2 separate regions of the Homo sapiens genome follow, and region 1 is linked to region 2. A link is a contact called in ENCODE Hi-C data. All regions are on one chromosome and are shown on one strand. The core of a region is the stretch at or near the end of the contact, and the rest is flanking DNA. Distances in the headings are between cores, read along the strand shown.

Region 1 (2,700 bases), core at 178-2,677, 890 kb before region 2:
AGTCTCTTAACAACAATCCTGCTGACATCTAGTATTCATTCATATGAAATGTAATTATTGGGGTCCTTAAAATTTGAGAATCTTTGTCAATTCCCCAGGACCTTAGGCAAAAAATCAAGGAAATGAAGTGACTCAGTCCGCCAAAAGTGGGTATTCTGAAATATCACTTTCCAACTTCAAGAAACACACTTCCCTACTTGTGAAGGAAATGAATCTTCCTCTCTTTTTCTCAAATTACACAATTGGAAATTTAGATACTCTGGAGCTCCTCCAGCTGGTGGGCCAACTAAGAGAAAACAGGAAGTGGGAGATTCTAGCTTGGCTGGACCATATCCAGGTCTTCATAAGGAACTCTCTTTGGCTGACATGTAAAAAAATTCTTTCAGCAGGAGCATTAATCTTAAACGTGTGTAAACACCAAAGCTATGGTTAACCCTATCTGCCCCTTAGGTCTACAGCCAGTAGAGTCAGATAGCTGGGTCTTAGGCCTTCAGCTTTCATAACTGGCATTATTGTAAGTCCATGCCACTGACTCACCTTTGCTTGGCACAAGTTAGCTTTTCCTCCACGTCGATTTTTTTTTCAGCCTCAACAAAATCCCTTTAATGAAACAGACCTGGCAACCTGAGCTTTGATTACTGTCTCCACCAGAGGCCTTTACAAGCCAAGTTATCCAGGCTTTAAAATGTGTGACCTGAGGCCGGGAGCGGTGGCTTATACCTGTAATCCCAGCACTTTGGGAGGCCAAGGCACGAGGATCGCTTGAGCTCAGCAGTTCAAGCCCAGCCTGGGTTGGTCTTTGAGAAAGCAAGACTCTGTCTCAAAAAAGTGTGGCCTGAAAGCTGAGTGTTTGACAAAAAGGAAAAACAGTGCCTTTCCAAAACCGAAGGTCCCTAACCAAGGAGATCTCTTTAAGGTCTCGAAAAAACGAGGATGGGATGAGAAGGATGTGTAAGTAGTGTCATTTTTTTACTTGCAGAGTTCATCCTAGTCTTCCAGTTTTCGTTTCCTAGCACTCCATGTTCCCAAGACAGTGTCACTACCCCGAGGGCTCTCTCATTTTCTTTGCCTAGGCCCTCATTCCACTGGGGAGTCGTGGCCTTCCATCAGTAGAAGCCGGATGTTCTGACCCACAGACTCTCCAACTCTCCGGCGCTTCTCGCCAACTCGGTCCCTCTGAACATGAAGGGCTCTCTCATCCTGTCACTAAAAAGATTAGCTGTCCCGAAACACGGAAAAAGTCGCCCCTCTTCTTTGCAGGATTCCTCCCTTGAACTTCCCCAAACCCTCTTAGCGTGACGTGACCCCACCCCTAGGTAACCGCAGCTGCTTCCTTACCAGCTTCCCGCCCCCGGGGGGCGCCTGCCGGAGGCCAATGCAAGGACCGTCCGCTACCGGCTCTGCCGCTATCCCTGTGGGGTGAATCTAACATGGCGGATAAAGACAGTAACTAGTCCCCTGTTTCTCCGAGTGTTCGCCAAGATGATTGGCTCTCACCACTTGTCCCTCAAAACGACCACGCCATTGATTGGTGGAGATTGCGTCGATGGGGCGGGGCAGAAGCAACCTGAACCCGAACAACAATAACAAACATTGAGGCTGAGGGGCGGAACTAGGAGTGCGCAGATGTGGGCCAGAGCGGATTTCCCCTTCCCCAGGCAAATTCGGCGCCCACTGCGTCCCCGCAGGCCACTGACCTTAGAGGACTACTTGCCCGAGACTCGTGGGGCTGGATGGGAATCGTAGTCTTCCTAGGAGTTGTAGGTATCTTTTTTTGGCCTAGTCTCTGCTCTCAAGATAGGAGAACATAACAACACTCCAATCCATTACTGTTGACATGTATAAGCCCGCGGAGGTCTCCAATCTATCCACTGGATTTCCGTGAGAATTGTGCCCGCTTTGGTATTGGATGTTCCTCTCCATAAGACTACAGTTTCCAAGGAACAGTGTGGCCAAGGCCTTTCGTTCCGCAATGCATGTTGGAAATAGTAGTTCTTTCCCTCCACCTCCCAACAATCCTTTTATTTACCTAAACTGGAGACCTCCATTAGGGCGGAAAGAGTGGGGTAATGGGACCTCTTCTTAAGACTGCTTTGGACACTATCTTACGCTGATATTCAGGCCTCAGGTGGCGATTCTGACCTTGGTACAGCAATTACTGTGACGTAATAAGCCGCAACTGGAAGCGTAGAGGCGAGAGGGCGGGCGCTTTACGGCGAACTCAGGTAGAATTCTTCCTTTTCCGTCTCTTTCTTTTTATGTCACCAGGGGAGGACTGGGTGGCCAACCCAGAGCCCCGAGAGATGCTAGGCTCTTTCTGTCCCGCCCTTCCTCTGACTGTGTCTTGATTTCCTATTCTGAGAGGCTATTGCTCAGCGGTTTCCGTGGCAACAGTAAAGCGTGGGAATTACAGATAAATTAAAACTGTGGAACCCCTTTCCTCGGCTGCCGCCAAGGTGTTCGGTCCTTCCGAGGAAGCTAAGGCCGCGTTGGGGTGAGACCCTCACTTCATCCGGTGAGTAGCACCGCGTCCGGCAGCCCCAGCCCCACACTCGCCCGCGCTATGGCCTCCGTCTCCCAGCTTGCCTGCATCTACTCTGCCCTCATTCTGCAGGACTATGAGGTGACCTTTACGGAGGATAAGATCAATGCCCTTATTAAAGCAGCCAGTGTAAATATTGAAACTTTTTGGCCTGGCTT
Region 2 (2,700 bases), core at 196-2,695:
TGCCGTGAGCTGAGACCGCACCATTTCACTCCAGCCTGGGCAACAGAGAGAGACTCCGTCTCAAAAAAAAAAAAAAAGAAAAGAAAAAGAAAAGATAAAAGAGAAATATGGAGAACATGGAGCACCTGAGTGTCAAAACATCATGGGCAGTAACTGTCAGGGAGATTGCCAGAGAGCTCGGGGTTGGTTGGCGCATCCATCCTGCTTCCTGCTTCCTTCTCTGGCCTCCAAGCTCCCTGAACCTACTCTGTGCAAAGCACTGTGCCAGGTGTTGGCCCAGAGTATGGGACTGCAGCAGTGGCCTGGGTAGCGGAGAAGGGTTTTTTGACCAGCTGGAGACCTTTGTGGCTGGTGTCATTCTGGAGGTGAAGAGAAGGCCGCTGGAAAGAGCTGCCCAGGGAGGACTATGGGAGAACTTGCAGCTCTGGGCCATCTCTGGACATGAACGTTTTGCATACACACAGGGGAGCTCTGTGTGTCTGAGTGGGGGCGGGAGGGGTCCTTCTCTCTCTTTTGGCCCCTGCAGCTTGGCTTCTGGAGCTTTCCTATGTCTTGCTTTAGTGCTAGCCCTTGGAGGGTTGCCAGGGAAACCGCTGGCCAGCTCCGGGAGATAGACGTAGCAGAGGAAAGGAGAGTGGGTGACTCAGCCTGGCTTCCCACAACCGCAACCCCCTCCTCAGCACGTGGAAAGGATCTGGGGGACCCCCTTCCCCTGGATCCTACAGATGACCCTGTTTATTCTTTCTTCTCTAGAGAGAGCAGTCCCTCCCGCAGCTCTGACTGGTGGGAGCCAGCCAGATTTTCCCAGGAAGGGAACCGGCCCCAGGCGCCCCGTCCCCCGTAGGTTCACCCTGGAACTCGGACAGGTGAATTCGGCCTGGGCGAATGTGAATTCCTGCCGTGCCCATGCAGGCGGCAGGAGCCCTGGCTGAGACGCCCTCCCGGGGGCAAACCCAGGATAATTATTGATCGGGGCCCCTGTGGACTTCTGACCTCGGCCTCGGCGGGAGAGGACCCGGAACGCGGGCCTGGGCTCCCAGGGAGAGAGGTGGGCGGGCCGCGGAGGGGGCCAACCAAAACGACCACGACAGTGCGCCCTAGCCCTGCTAGTGGTGGTCGACCCAACCCAAACAAAGCAGCATGTGCTTGCGGTGCGGCGTCGGCTAGGGAGCCGAGCCGGGAAGACACCCCACCGCCGCAGAAAGGGGGTGCGCGCGGCGCCGGCACCGGCACCGCCGAGCGCGCCGCCACCTCGGGTGTGCCGAGGGGGTCCGGGTCCTTCAAGGGCGGTCGCGGAGGGGGCGCGAGGGACAGCGGGCTAGCGAGCGCGCGCCGGGCGGAACCAGGAAGCGGGGCGCGCTCCGGGTTGCCAGCGGCGCGCGTCCCTGGGCCTCCGCGCGTGAGCGGCGCGCGCGCCCCCGCGGGCCCCGGCGGGAGGAGAGTCGGCGGCCGGAGCCGTCACCCCGGGCGGGGACCCAGCGCAGGCAACTCCGCGCGGCGGCCCGGCCGAGGGAGGGAGCGAGCGGGCGGGCGGGCAAGCCAGACAGCTGGGCCGGAGCAGCCGCGGGCGCCCGAGGGGCCGAGCGAGGTAGGAGCTGCGGGGCGAGCCCTGGGCCCGGGGCCGGGGGAGCCAGGCCGGGGAGCCAGCCCGGGCGGGGCCCGCGCTCCAGCCGCTCAGCCGCCCGTCAGGGCCGCGCCGCCGCCATCACTCCCGGGCCGCGGTGGTTGCGCGCTGGGCGAGGGGCGCGCGCGGGGAGAGGGGGTCCGGGTTGGCTGCCGGGGAGGCTGAGGGCAATGCGGGGTGCGCGAGGGGGACTTGCGAACGCCGCGGCGCCGCGGGGGGCGTGCGCTTTAAAGGCTGCGTGCGCGTGTGCTGAGTGGGTGTGTGGGGACCCCGCGCCGACCCCATAGGAGCTCAGGGGGCTGCTGTCAGCCGCCTCACACCTTCACGTTGCAATTCCGAATATCCCCAGCCGTCTTCCTTGCTTTAACTTCTTTCTTTCAAAAGAGGTTCCCGGGACTCCGGGGATGGGATGAGCCTGCGGGGGTGCCTGGTGCGGTGGGGGGTATTAGCAAAGCTTCAAGAAACAGGGCCTTATAAGGAATCAAGACAACAAATACGAACGTTTCGATAAGACTCTGGGGGGCGGGATCCCACATCAGGACCCGCCAGGCCTGGGCTCGTGCGTGTGGCCGTGGGATGCAGTGTGCTTTTTCTTTCTAGTCAGGGATAAAGGGTTAAAAGTGCTCCTGGTGTCGGGGGGTAGATATGGAGAGTCGGAAGGGGAGTTGTATCACAAAAGCTGGTCTGAGGCTAAAGGAATCTGGCAAGATGGTCGGGGTGAACAAAGAGGAAAGAACTCACACGGAGCAAGAGGCGGTTGCAAACACTTGTAGCCAGCAGTGATGGAAAAGCCAAAGAAGAAAACCAAGTGTCAGCTTTTAGAAAGACGGGATTAATGAAAAGCACAAGAATTTTAAAGACTAAAAGAGATACCGATTCTCTCTTTGCCAAAGAGCCAGAGTCAGTTCTTTTCTTCTTGGTCCCTGTGATCCCGCCATACCTCGTATCAAATAAATAGTGCCAAAAGTGGGTCAAAGAATGTTAGAGCTGGAAAGGAACCCAGCGATGATGCCATTCTTTTATTGTACAAATGAGGAAACTGAGGCCCAGATAGGTGGAGTAAGTGGCCTGCTCAG

The links. A loop is a pair of places that touch in the nucleus more often than their neighbours do. Pooled maps may share reads with other maps.
Region 1: a loop to region 2 is called in a pooled map, with 12 times the contacts of the local background. The contact joins the promoter of NBR1 here to the promoter of STAT5B in region 2. A Hi-C loop is called at or near these places in 7 of 50 pooled maps.

Annotation. Positions count from the first base shown.
Region 1 is chr17:43,169,941-43,172,640 of GRCh38, reverse strand. It overlaps NBR1 (NBR1 autophagy cargo receptor), which reads right to left and starts at 1,427. Exons shown (of 21, transcript NM_005899.5): 1 at 1,339-1,427. LOC101929767 (a long non-coding RNA gene) reads left to right here and starts at 2,238. Exons shown (of 2, transcript NR_110868.1): 1 at 2,238-2,515. LOC124900391 (a long non-coding RNA gene) reads left to right here and starts at 1,677. Exons shown (of 2, transcript XR_007065760.1): 1 at 1,677-2,225. It also overlaps a transcript of BRCA1 not described here and the pseudogene BRCA1P1. RefSeq lists enhancers at 1,287-1,396, 1,717-1,826, 2,077-2,126, 2,397-2,606.
Region 2 is chr17:42,275,136-42,277,835 of GRCh38, reverse strand. STAT5B (signal transducer and activator of transcription 5B) reads left to right here and starts at 1,445. Exons shown (of 19, transcript NM_012448.4): 1 at 1,445-1,588. RefSeq lists a silencer at 1,203-1,812.